2 separate regions of the Homo sapiens genome follow, and region 2 is linked to region 1. A link is a contact called in ENCODE Hi-C or POLR2A ChIA-PET data. All regions are on one chromosome and are shown on one strand. Each heading gives the region's core, a stretch centred on a gene start or an enhancer-like site at or near the end of the contact. The rest is flanking DNA. Distances are from core to core; before and after follow the strand shown.

Evidence for each region. Hi-C counts contacts between places; a loop is a spot of excess contacts on that map. ChIA-PET counts read pairs that join two places held with the same protein, here RNA polymerase II (POLR2A). Pooled maps may share reads with other maps.
Region 2: a map of mammary epithelial cell shows a loop between it and region 1 (4-fold over the local background). The contact joins two enhancer-like sites. A Hi-C loop is called at or near these places in 1 of 168 maps with a recorded cell type or tissue (mammary epithelial cell) and 9 of 50 pooled maps. POLR2A ChIA-PET finds 5 or more read pairs at or near these places in 8 of 52 experiments (AG04450, BJ, H1 and 5 more).

The regions. Positions count from the first base shown.
Region 1 is chr5:96,112,320-96,119,215 of GRCh38, reverse strand. The region is part of intron 1 of LOC101929710 (a long non-coding RNA gene); the gene reads right to left. It also overlaps a transcript of CAST not described here. Among named protein-coding and RNA genes, the nearest start is that of MIR583, 37 kb to the right of the region's middle. Within about 2 kb of position 5,500, at least 3 of the 41 ENCODE cell types and tissues checked have a DNase peak (open chromatin) inside an H3K27ac peak, as active enhancers do; they include mammary epithelial cell, where a contact is called at or near this core.
Region 2 is chr5:96,066,712-96,074,176 of GRCh38, reverse strand. All of the region lies in intron 1 of LOC101929710 (a long non-coding RNA gene), which reads right to left. It overlaps LOC105379096 (a long non-coding RNA gene), which reads left to right and starts at 1,710. Exons shown (of 4, transcript XR_001742447.2): 1 at 1,710-1,776. It also overlaps a transcript of CAST not described here. Within about 2 kb of position 6,041, at least 6 of the 41 ENCODE cell types and tissues checked have a DNase peak (open chromatin) inside an H3K27ac peak, as active enhancers do; they include mammary epithelial cell, where a contact is called at or near this core.

The sequences.
Region 1 (6,896 bases), core at 4,251-6,750:
AATACCTTCAAGGTGTGATCAGACCTCAATAGAGATCCCTTGACTTCTTTTGTCTATTTCCAATAATAACAACACAATCCTTTTTTCCCCTCATGGGAACCAGATTAAGTCTATGGCAAAGACATGTGATTCTCTGATAATTCCCATTATAGTCCAACTGCAAGCACAAAATGATGCATGCATTTAGAGCAATTTAAAAACGACATTTTCCAATGAAGATACGGAAGTACCCTGGCTTGCTGCTCTCTGTATAATGTCCAGTACCACAAAGGGAGTGTGGTGAAACTAGTTAGGGTGAGACTGCCCTGCTGATTGGAGTAGCCCATGAGAAACACATGAACTTAGCTAAAAGAGTCACTTAAGCAATGAAGTAACTGACGCTAAGAAAAAAAAAAAAAGTATGCTGAAACAGTACCTCAGGGGAAAAAGCCACAATTAGAAAGAAGGCTCTTGTTAATTTCCCCAGCCCCAACCTTCTTCCTCAGCCCACCTTCCTAGTTCTTTTAGATGGATTGGCTTCTTTAAGTCAACTGAGCACCATGAACACCAGTCCACGAACACAATGGACCAAAAAAAAAAAAAAAAGCAAATTTCCAAATGCAGTTGAGAAGAAATTTTTATGGAATGTGCTCAGAGAATTGGTTAGTCAGTAGACATTTATGTAAATATTTTTAAGGTATTTATAAGTGACCTAATCCAGACAACAAGGCTTCCTTTTGCATTTTTTGCTCAGCACAGTGGAAGCTTTATTCACAAACTCTACGTGAAAGAAACATATTTTTCCATCCCATGGCTAAGTATCTGTAGAATCATTTCCTTTCTACAATGCAAACTTGGCCCATGGCTTATCCACTTACTCAGGTGAATGGCAAACCACAATTGGGAGAGGGAACAATGGGGCACTGCCCTGAGAAAGTGCTTTTTGCCTACTCAAAGCATTCACAAACATTAACCAATTAACTGGTAGGTGAAGTTGGCCTTAAAAAAAAAAAGAGAGAGAAAACTACAGCTGAAGAGATTTCAAAGCTTTCTCTACAAAGGGATTCAGTGTCTAAGTCTGAATTGGAACTTGGACCTTCCAAACATTAGCAGTTCAGAGATTCAACTCATGTAAACATTTGAAAGGTCAGCTGTTCATCAAATACTTTTCCAACTACAGCAAACGTATCCTTATTAAGTTTCTTTTGCAAAAGTTCCAAGGTGCTGAACACTCATCCATTGCCACCAATAATTAACAATTCCAAACAACCTAAAGACAGAGAACTTTTTGTAGGCATTTTGAAATTTCAGACTATCTTAGAAACAGGGGATGTGGAAGTGGTAACGGGCAAAAGGCATGCTAGGAAAAAGAACATCAGGCTGAATTTTTTTCCCAAGATTGGTTCTTCCCTTTTTCAAACAGATTTGCAGAAATAAGAAAATAGTTTGTCCTTTTCAAATAAAGAGTTGGTGCTTCCTGGAAATGGGCAGAGAAGTAAAAACTAAGCAAAACAATATCGTTTGGTCTAATATTTAAGACTTAACAAAACTTGGAGGCATAAATGGGCACTACAGTCATTCCTTATTCTATCCAGTTAACTTTGCTTCAAACATATCTGCCCAGAGTTTAATGACTTTAAAAAATTACCTGAAGTTCATATCTACCATAAGTTATTTCCCACACGTTCTTTCTGCACATCTGACACGCGGAAAAAATCACAAGCCTAATTTAAACAATACCATTTATTGTCGAACTTGAGAACTGAACAGCTACCAGCTTTAAAAGGTTTCCCTGAGTCTCACACACACACACTATTTTATACTAGTTTCTACACGGACATGGTTAACGTGACAGGGTTATGTGATGAGCTATGTGGTACATCACCAAGAAGAGAGGACTCTTGTGAAAGCAGGGTTTAAATCTCTATGTCGGATTCAAAATTAATTTGAAATAAATGGTAGACCTAAATATAAGAAACTATTAAACTTCTAGAATAAAATCTCTGTGACATTGGGTTAGGCAAAAATTTCTTAAGCAAGACACAATTAGCACAATAAAGAAAAAAAAATAGGTAAAATGAAGTTAATCAAAATTTAACATTTTTGCTCTCTAAAGACACAAGTAAGGAAATGAAGCCATTGGAAAGCAGCAGCCAGGGCTGCTCACCTCCAAGGCGGAGATCCTTAACAAAGGCTTCAGGGTGACCAAGACATGAGCAAGCCAGGGTACAGCCACTACTGCCACCCCGCCAAGCATACAAAGTTCAAGTTGCCATGTGGAAAGTAGTCAAGAAGGAATGAGCCTTCTATGCATAATAAAACCCCATAATTTAAAAATAAAATAAAAATGCAAGCCACAAACTCTGAGAAAATATTTGCAAACCATATATTTGACAAAGAGCTTGAATCCAGAATACTTTTAAAAATACATACAACTCAGTAGAAAGAAGATACACTACCCAATTTTTTAAAAAAGTAAGCTAAAGATTTGCACAATGGCATGCAAATGAACAATATGCAAATGATGATATGCAAATAAACAATAAGCCTAAGAAAGATGCTCAATGTCATTACTCATCAAGAAAATGTACATTAAAACTACAACAAGAACGACCAGTAAACATCTACTAGAATAGCTAAAGTTAAAAAGACTGACAATATCATATGTTGCCAAGGATAAGAACAACCAGACTCTAATATATTGCTGGGGAGTACAACACAGTATAGCCACTCTGGGAAACAGTATGGCAGACCCAGCAAACCCACTTCTAGGTATTTACCCAAGAGAAATGAAAACATATTTCCACACAAAGAATTTTACATGAATACTCATAGCAGCATTATTGATAATTGCCAAATACTGGAAATAACCCAGATGTCCATCAACTGGTGAGTGGGTAAACAAATCAGAGTATATCTATGACATGAAATACTACTTATCAATAAGAAAGAAAAAACTACTGATCAAAACAATAATACAGATGGATCTCAAAAGCTTTATATTAAGCAAAACAATCCAGACTAAGAAGACTATCATATTGTATGATTCCATGTATATGACAATCTGGAAAAGGTAAAACTAGAGTGACAGAAAGCAAATCAATGGTTACCTGGAGCCAGAGGTCAGGAGAACGGATAAAATGCAAAGGGGCACAAAGGCTACTTTCTAGAATAATATAATTTATCTATATCTTGATTATGGTAAAAGTTATAATAGCTATCTACAATTACCAAAATTCATTAAACTGTATACTTCAAAGAGAAATTTATTTTATGTAAATCATACCTCAATAAAGCTAAAAAAAAAAAAAAAGAAAGAAATGACCATGTCAGGAAGTCTTCATTTCCTCCTGTTGTTCTACAAAATCTTGCTCTTTGAAATAGTCTGGGTACTTCACAATTTCGTAACAGATTCGAGGTGTCCTTTCAGAATGAACCCATTAAACATTGTACATCTGTGATATGTTTTGATATTGTTTTAGGTCAATAAGACACACCAGAAAACTGTAACAATGATTTGACTTTCTCCTTAGTCACCTTCAGAACACCATTTCTTAAAGCAGGAAGACCACATCTAAAGCTGGTATACTCACAGTGTAATGCAATTCAACAAGCCTTTATTGAGTGAGTGTCTGCTGCCTTGAACTCTGGAACCAGACTGCTATTAAATTGATTCTAATTACAGGTCTACCACTGAATAGTATCACCTTGGACAAGTTACTTATCTGTGCTTCAGCTTCCCCATCTATAAAATGGAGGTAACAGCCATGCCTACCTAATAGGGTTGTTCTGAGGAATCAATGAGTTAATTCATTAAAAGTGCTTAGAACAGGGCCTAGCCCATAAACAATCACCTTGCCTTTATCATTAGGTGTGTGGTGCTAACACTATACAGACAGATAAGACAGGGTTTGTTTTTATTGTTTGTTTTGATGAGCTCACAGTTCAGCAGAAAGAAAGAGAACGAATAACAACATATCACAAGGGACACAGAGAGAAATGTTTAAGTACTGTTGAGAGCACAGATGTGTGAGCAACTTCATAGTGGTAGTGGGGAGCTTGTCAAGGACTTACAAAGAGCAACTAAGTTTTGGAGGAAAAACGGGAGTTCTTCAGACAAGAAAGAATGCAAGCAATAGTTATGATCATGTACTAAATATCTGTTAAATGCTATACACTCTGCTATCTATATATTTTACATGGGCCATTTCTCTTGTAATTGTTGCGATAACCCCATGAGACAGATACTACAGAACCCATTTTACATATGAGCAAACTGAGTGTAACACATTGTGAGTCACTTGCTTGAGGTCACACCACTAGTACATACCTTAAACAAGAATCCAAACTGACTCAGAAACTTGAGCAGAGAAAACAGCATTGCAAAGCATGTGGCTAGTTTTGGGAAACTGGAGAGCTCAATGTGATTAGAACACAGATCAGTCTAGAAAGATGAGGTCTTAGGGGCCCTGCAACCAGTAACTATATCTTAGACAGGCAACTCCATTACGCTTCTCCCAGGCAGAAAGCCTCTTATGGCCTGCTGCTTCAGTGGGTATTATTTAGTAAGCATAGTCTTCCTTCATTAAATCATGAAATCAGCAGTAGAGGTTTCTTAACATGTGGTTCAATGATCATATGTGTCAGAAGCCCTGGAAAATTTGTTAGAAATACAGATTTTCAAGGTACCACACAAGTCTATAGAATCAGAACCTCTTTGACCCGTAAACACTCCTTTTTAGTAACCTTTTCACGAGTTTCCTATATTCACCAAAGTTTGAGAGCCTCAGTGGTGGCAGATTTACTCAGAACTCTTCCTCTCTGGGCTCCAAGAGCTGAGCTCTCAAACTTCAATGTACATACAAATCCCCTGGGAATCCTTTTAAGAATCAGATTCTGATTCAGTGGGTTGGAGGGATAAGAGGACTGAATTCTGCCAGGTGTTGTAGACATTGCTGGTCCACAGACCACTCTAGGGGTCACAGGGTTGTAGAATATCCCACCCAGATTTCTTCTCTGCTTCTACTATCTCTCCTGCTCTTGTTTGTCTCCAGAATACTTTTCCTTGCCCAGGTTTAGTGCACCTTAAAACAACCTTCTATTTACTTACTGCCTAAAAATGTTTTACCTTTGCTGAGAGAAGATGATCAAACTGTTTTTATTTTCATACACTTATTGTTGAAAAATGGTACTTTAAAAAACATGTTTCTTGGCTCTCTGAAATTCTAGAAGAGCCTAAGAGGTCAGGCTAGTAGTATAAAAAATAGAGGGACTGATGATGACAAAAGTGTGAAAAATGAACTTTCTTTTGTGATATAATGCACATAGTCATCTGGATCAATTAACATTTTCTTCAACACACTCTTTTAAATAACATAACGAAACTAACAGCCCTGCCATCTCTGGAGTCATCAAGGATTGACTAAGGAGGAGTCTTAGTCAGAATAAATCTCCTTATTTAGAACTTAAAAACCTGAGCTCTCTGGTCTCCTGTGCAGACATGCTCTGGAAGCCTCTCCTTACTGGCACTCCTGCAAGGAAAGAGCTGTGTACAACCAGCTGCCAAGGCTTCAGCTCCCTGGCACCAGGCAATGGCAAAAGCCACTCCAGCTGAAAGGCGTCTTTTGCCCTCTGGGTGAGAATGGCTGCTTTAGAAAATGGCCTTAAGTTCCTAATGGCACTAAGTTCCTAAAACTTTCTTTTTTCTCTGAGCTATCATATTTTCAAAGCATTAATCCTTGCAAAGGTGCAAGACTCCCACTTTATATTTTGCAGTGCATTTCCTAATGTGTGTCTACTAACCTGGACTCATTCCTGGCTTTGCAATTCAGTTACTTTATCTTGTGGTTCAAACACTTCTGTTTGTTGTTCCCACTTAATTCAGATAAATTAAATAGGCACTTTCAGGAAGGGGTTGGATTACCCACTCTCTATAAAATAGACAGGCCTGCATGCCAAGGATTACCTAGAGACAATTTATTTGATTTGGTGCATTTTAGGTGAAGGACATAATTTGGTCTCAAATTCCACATCTTTGCCCTGAAGTCTTAGTTCTAAGACTAAAAGAAACCACCAATCCAATTTCTAGCCTGCTGTTAAGAAGCATGCTGTCAATGTAGAGATAAATCAATACTTTGAAACAAAACTTAAGACTTTCTTTGGTACTTAATAAGCCCTTCTAGATGGGATCAACCATCTATGGGAGAAACCAAGGAGGATTCTAAACAAATTTGGGAAATACAGATGGTCCCTGACATAATTTTTTAACTTGACTATGGTGCACAAGTGATGTGCATTCAATAGAAAGAGATATGATATTATCTCTCTCCATCTCCCGCCATGCTGGACAGCAGCAATGAACCACAGTTCCCAGTCAGCCGCATGATCATGAGGGTAAACAACCTACACTCTACATTGTACTATGTTGTCACATGATTTTGTCCAGTTGTTGGCTAACATAAATGTTCTGAGCACATTTCAGCTCATCATAGCTAGGCTAAGCTATGCTATTTGGTAGCTGAGGTGTATTAAATGCATTTTCCATTTATACAATATTTTCAACTTAACAATGGGTTTATCAGGATGTAACCCATTTGTAAGTGAAGGAACATCTCTAAATATAGTTCAATTTTCTCTCGTTTCTGCTTCCCTCTTCATGACTTACCCCAGTTATTCATTTAATATTTTTTCTTTAATAGCAACTATGTATTATACACAGTTAGGATATATATATGTAACTTTAAATAAGTCAAATACAGTCCCTGCTCTCACAAAATTTATCCTCCTAGTGGAGGATATGGGAGTAAGCAATCACAATATAATAGGTTCCATTTTTTATTTACAGTAATTGCCAACCAATCTTTGCCATGATTTGATGTTTACTTTCACTCAGTAGGTTCCAGTTTACAAGGCTGGTT
Region 2 (7,465 bases), core at 4,792-7,291, 46 kb after region 1:
AGAAGCAATAGGGTAGTTCAGGGAAGCGAGGTAGCAGGTGCCAACAGTTAGCTCTTCCATGGTGTTCACTAGAAAGAATTAGTTCCAGCAAATTTTTCAGTCTGTGAGTCTCTCGATATAAAATTCAAACAACTCACAGAGAATGTGATTAGCCTAGCTTGGGTCATGCAGCCGGGAACCTTGATGAATAGTTTCACAGCACACCATAGAATGGGGGCAGGGGTGGGAGGATGATGGGAGAATAATTCTCTAAAGAAGAGAGATATGAATACAAGGTGGCTAAAAATCAATAAATACCCAGTGTTCTCTATCAAGAAAGAACTTTAGAACAGGGGTCCTCAACCCCTAGGCAAAGAACCGGTAGTGGTCCATGAGCTGTTAGGAACAGGGTCGCACAGCAGAAGGTGGGCAGCAGGTGAATGAGCATTACCGCCTGAGCTCCACCTTCTGTCAGATCAATGGCAGCATTAGATTCTCACAGGAGGAGAAACCCTATTGTGAACTGTGCATGCAAGGGATCCAGGTTGTGGGCTCCTTATGAGAATCTAACTAATGTCTGATGACCTGAGATGGAAGTTTCATCCCAAAGCCATCCCCACCCCACTGCCATCCATCCGTGGAAAAATTGTCTTCAAGGAAACTGGTCCTTGGTGCCAAAAAGGTGGGGGACTGCTGCTTTAGAGGACAGATCTACCTGGGTTTCAATGCCAGCTCAGCCACTCATTAGCTGGTCTTCTGGGCAAACGTATTAGACTTTCTGATTATTTTCTATTTGCAAAAGTTATTGCATTTTCAAATAGAAAAAGTGATATCAGCCTAATGACAATCCTATGTGGACTAAATAAGTTACAGAGCACCTACTGTATCCTAAGTGCTCAATACATGTCAGTCACCTCTCTTCTCCCTCTTAAACATGCCACCACGGCTACTGATTCACCACATAAGTCTGTACACACAGAATTTTCTTTAAAAATATAAAATAAAACACAACTTGTATTATGTGGACATGTCATACTGTTACCAGTGTTGTGTATGTAAAGCAATTATCTGGCATCAAAGGGATAACAGACTTTGAGTCAGACTTAAATGAAAAACTTTTGGTAAGTGCTCCTGGACTAAGATAGGAAAGTCAAATTTTAACATTAGAGGCCTGTGGAATAAACAATCTCGAATAAACAATCTCAATGACAACACTGCTCATCATTTCTGAAAGCCACAAATAAGCCCTCAGTTTGCTAAACACAAGTGGTCATGTTCCCATGAAGCATTCTTGCCACAGGGCTTGGATTTGGGATTTTGACTAGAATCGCTTGTCTTTGAACCTCTTGAAATTATATGTGTGCACACGCACAGGTTGAAAACCACTGCCTTAACCAAAGAGAGAGATAAAGCCCTATAAACCACTCCAAACAGCAAGAGCCACTCTCAACATTCTCTTTCCTTTGAGATTGACTCAATATCCCTCATGCTACAGTGTGTCCTACTTAACACCCACAACAAAAGTAGCAGCAAATGCGTAACACACCAGAAAGTACACAGCTATGCCAGGGATATTGCTGATCTCGTCAAATTATTTTAACAGTGGACTTTTTTTCTATGAAAATCCTCCCTGAAACTCAATATGTAAAACAGAGTTTAAAGAGACAAATGGGTTTCATGGGCAGTTTACATCTTAGTTGATTTAAGGAAAATGCTTCTCATTTTTTGCAGAAAGGCTGAAGCACCTGTAAAAGCTCCTAGAGTCACTTAGAAGACATTTAAGTCATGAAGACACTGGTGAGTAGCTCTCCTGCAAATTCATGTTCTCCAGCCGTAGCTGCTGCTAACCTTTGGCTGGCTTCCTTCCTCCTCCACACAGTGGCTGTTTCAAAATTGTTCTTTCAAGTCCTACCTGTTCTTCAACCCCTTACTCCCTGAAGAGTATAAGGACTCCACAACCACGAGGGTCAGGCCTTAACAATATAACTACCAAGGCTTCTTTCCTCCCTCCTCAAGGTATAATGCTCCATACCCCACCCATTCTGAGCTCCTTTTCTATTGTTTTAGTGTTTTCCCAACACCAGGCATTCAAATATTACCTCCATGACTTTTGCCACATCTGTATTATTATATTTTTTATCAATTTAAGTTTTCTTTTCTAATCAATATTAGTTTTCTTTGTATCAATTTAATTTGCATTAAAACCTTTCATTGGAAAATGTTAAACATATATAAAAGTAGAGAGAGTAATATAAATTATGTACCCATGTACCGGTCAGCTTCAACAATGACCCATGACCAGCTTCAACTTATGACCAATCATTTCTTCATTTATATCAACTCACTTGCCCCCACTTCCAAATATTTTGAATTAAGTCCCAGTCATAGCACTGCATCAATAAATATTTCATTATGTATCTCTGAAAGATAATGGCTTTTTAAAACTTTTTTTAAAAAAACTAGCAGATAAGGAAAAAGGATAGATACAAAAGTAAGGAAGGACCATAATCCGGGGAGTAAAACAGCATCCCAAGTGAGAGGAAAAACCAGAAAGGTGAGAGACAAGCAAAGAAAAGTAGGTCTAGGCTGGCCAGGAAAGTCTCCAAAGATTAAGAACAATAGGCCTGGTGCCAGGAAAACTTTGGGTACAGGTGAGGGCTGGTCCATGAAGTATTGGTAGGACTTTGGGGAAAATGACAGTGCCATTGGTGGGTAGGAAGGATGCCTAGGAATAGGGATGGAAAAAAGGGAAGCAGAGAAACTGGTTCATGCCTGGGGACTGATATACGAGTGCTAGACAAGTGATTCTACAATCAGAAAAATACCAAAGAGAACTGAAAGGGACTGGAGACAGAGAGATGGTAATGGTGGTAGTAGCTGGGGGAATGGTGTGTCTGGGAAAGCATAGAGCTGGGACCTGAGACTCAAATGGGGTGCTGGTTTGGGGAAGGGTTGTTAGGAAATATAGGGTGAAGTGGGCTTGAGAAGGGACACTGCGGGGACTGAGGGAAGGGTGGGTACAAAAGGATGAATGTTGTATATTGGTGAGGGCTGAGGAGAGGCCCACAGCATGTGACTGTCTACCCTAAATGGGTCGTGATCTTGGCCTAAGGCAAAGCACCTCTGCATACCACCAATGACCTCCTGCCTGGGGAATCCAGTGCCCTTTAGTCCTCACTCTACTCATCTCTCTGTAACATTTCACTTTCTTGCTCACCACCTTCTTCCTTTGCACTTTTGATTTCCATGACACTGTAGATTTCTCAGTCTTTGGATTCTCCTTATACCTCCCCAACTTGTTCTCCTTAGTCCTTGGGCGAGCATTCCTCCTCTTCCACCTGCCCTTCTGGGGCAGATGTTCCTAGGGTTACATACTTCCTGTTTAGCCTTGTCTATTGCCACATCTATAGGGTGGTTACGAAATTTATATCTCTAGTCCTATCTGCTATTTTAAGCCTAGAACCCAAATTTCTGTCTATTGTACAACTGTCTCCACACTGATGTGCTGCAGATATCTTCAATTCAACGTATTCAAAAACAAAAACTCAATTTTGTCTTTCTGTCCCACAGATCTAGTCCTCCCATTTTCCTTGCCTTGGTCACAACATCGCCAATCACCCAGCTGCTAAATGAGAAAACTTGGAATCAGTTTTGATTCCTCCCTCTTCTTCACTCACTAACGTAGGCATGTTTGTGGCCACCCAGCATCTTGTGAACGTGCATTCTGTGTTTGAAGAATTTCTCATACTGTGAATCCTGTCCCTTCAATATGTGGGTACTATAGCCTACCCAAATTAATACATAAAATCAGTCATCACAGATAGTGACTCTGACAAAGGAAAATAATATGGGCCCTTGTCCTTGATTAATAAATGTCTAGTTAGGAAGATGCTTACATAAATAAACAACTATAAATCAAGTTATGAGCCTTGTGGTAGGTTCCATAGCAGTTATAAACAAAGGGCTTTGGAAATGGAGAGGAAGGAATAATTACTTGACTAGGGATAGTGAGATTAATATTTAAATCATGAAACTTTAAGTGAAGTATATTACCCTCATAATGTTGTTGGGCCTCATCCAATCATTTGAGGGCTTTAATAGAATAAAGGCTGAGAATAAAGGCTGACCTTCCCTAAGGAAGAGAGAATTATGTCTCCAGACTGTCTTCAGACTTAAGCTTCAACCTCAACACTTCCCTGGTTTATTTTTGTAGAGACAGGGTCTTGCTTTGTTGGCCAAGCTAGTCTCAAACTCCTGGCTTCAAGCGATCCTCTCACATCGCCCACCCAAAGTGCTGAGATTACAGGTGTGAACCATCATGCCTGGCTTGCATAATTTGGATTTGCCAATCTCCGCATCTACATGAGCCAAATCCTTAAAACAAATCAAGATAGATAGGCTGGGTGTGGTGGCTCATGCCTGTAATCCCAGCGCATTGGGAAGTGAAGGCAGGAGGATTGCTTTAGGCCTGGAGTTCAAGACCAGCCTAGGCAACACAGCAAGACCTCCCTCTCTACAAAAAAAAAAAAAAAAAAAAAAAAAGTTTAATTACCCAGATGTAGTGGCACACACCTGTAGGGCTAGTTATTCTGAAGGCTGAGATGGAAGGACCACTTGAGCCCAGGAGTGAAGGCTACCGTGAGCTACGATTGCACCACTGCACTCCAGCCTGGGTGACAGAGCAAGACCCTGTCTCTTAAAATTTTTTAATTAAAAAAAGATAGATGGATAGATAGATACACACACACTATTGGGGCATGTGCATGTATGCACATACACACACACATAGACACACACACACACACACACACATAGACACACACACACACACACACACACACATACATACACACATGCTTTCCAGTCTCCACAATCACATAAGCCAGTTTCTTAAAATAAATCTTAAATTCTTAAAATACACATATATTTGTGTATATATGTGTAATATAAACATATTTTATATACATACACACATATATATGTATATATACACACCTGTCTTCCCATGTGTATGTATACATATATACATACACCAATGTATACATATATACATACAGCTCTTGGTTTACATGTATACATACATGAAGACGGAATCAACAGGATGTGTGTGTATGTGTATACATATATATACACATCTGTATATACACATACACACACATACACACATATACATCTGGTTATACACATGCACATATATACATATATACATCCGTATATACACATACATACACGCATACATCCTGTCGATTTTGTCTTCATGTATGTATACATGTAAACCAAGAGCCATATGTAAAAATGTATACATTGGTGTATGTATATATGTATATATACACACAGGAAGACAGGTGTGTGTATATATATACATATGTGTGTGTGTATATATAAAATATATTTTATACATATACACACATGTGTATATATTTAAGTTAAATATATGCATATATGTATTTACATACACATTTACTATGCATATGTATATAAATATGTAAATTAATATACATATATGTTTAATTATATATACATGAACAATTAAAAATTAACTGGGCATGTGCATACATACACATATTATACACACACACACACACACACACACACACACACACATAATCCTATTGGTTCTGTTTCTCTGAAGAACCCTGACTAATACAGGGTTCCTTACTAGTCCAGTGGGTGGGTTCCCATATCAGATGTTTAGTAACTGCTCCATGAATGGATGGAGCTGGAAGGGAATATGGAGCAGGAGAAGTTGAAAAATGTGAGGCAGTAGGGCACAGGGACCAGGAGTCAGGGTAAAGTTCTAGCGGGGTGGAGCATGATTCTCAAGGTGAGACTTCAAGAATCCTGCTTCTTATTCCGTTTTCCTAGACAAGACCCAAGACAGACACTGTTCATTCAGTAATAGAGATAATATATAAGGCCAGAGGTTCTTTTGGCTAGATCTCTAAGAGACCAGGGTTCAGACAGGGTAATGGTGAAGAAATTCCCAAGCAATGAGTCAGGGCCCAGGAAATGCTTCTGCCTGACTAAAATGATGACAGGATCGTTATCAAGATGTGTCTAGATGTGCACGTAAGTTATGAAGCGTAGGCCAGCCATGACCCTCTGTCCTTCCCACCTGTGCCGCCTACATCTTCCCTCACACTCTCTCCCTGACACCTTTATTCCCAGAGATGCTCTTTACCTCTGACTGCCTTTCCCCAGCTAGAGTGGCCTGTCAGCTGCTGTGGGTTCCTGGCATTGCCCAGCCAGGGCTGCATTTAAAAGCCATTTCACTCTCTAGTCTGTGCAAATACAGGAACTGTGTAAGCAAGTTTTTTTTTTTTTTAAGGGAAAACTATAAAATGTGGACAGTAAATTACATTGCTGTTTTTCCCCTCCCAGTGCAAAATGGCAGGCTGTTAAGTGGTTTGGAGCTAAGTCAGTGTTTCAGATTAAAGGGAGTCAAATCTAAACCTCACATTACTTCAAGAGCATGAAAAAGATATAGCCTTAAATAGTCCCTATAACTGACAGAGGGAAAGGAGGCTGATTGTCAGTTATTACTGCTAATTTTGTATTTGCAGATAGGTGGAAGGTCTCTGGATCTTTTTAAGCACAGGTATGCCCATTTTAAACTAGGCCAATTTAGGAAAACCTAGTCTAGCAAATCAGAAAGTTTAGCAAGTGATTCTTCACATTTCAAAGAATTCTTCACTTCGAAAGCAATTAAGACCATCTCTATGATTAGTAATGGTTTAAAAGTCTGCCACAAATGTATTCCTAATGATCCATCAGAAAAGTATTTCCCTTACTGAAGGGCCCTGGTAATTATTTAGAGACTATAATGAGCCATATCCACATTGCATTATTTAAAACATGTATTTACTGGAAGACTATATTTGACAAAGGATTTCCTACACCTATAAAATTGGCCCCACTGTCAGATTAAATTGTAAAAGGAAAATAAAAAGAAAATACAGAATATAACCTTAAGCACAAGATTGCTTGAAATTCAAATATAATACCCCTATTACCTATTTTTACATGGCATTAACTTTAAACAAAGGATTGAGTACCTGACATTATAGGAACCTGAATATAAATTTGTTTATCCCACAGATGTAGTTTTATTGCTTACTATATGTAAAGCACTGTGTTATCCCCTAAAGTAGATAGAAAATGAAGGTGATGCTTTCCCTCCAAGAAAACTGGAGAAATAAGGCATAAATATGAATCACTTAAGAAATAACAGGGCTGGGTGCAGTGACTTAACACCTGTAATTCCAGCACTTTGGGAGGCTGAGGCTGGAGGATCAACTGAAGCCAGGAGTTTGGGACCAGCCTGGGCAACATACTAAGACCCCATCTCTACAAAAAAAAAAATTTTGTTAACTTGCCAGGCATGGTGGTGCATGCCTGTAGTCCTAGCTACTAGGGAGACTGAGGGGGGAGAATTGCTTGAGCCCAGGAGTTCAAGCTTGCAGTAAGGTATGATCACACCACTGTA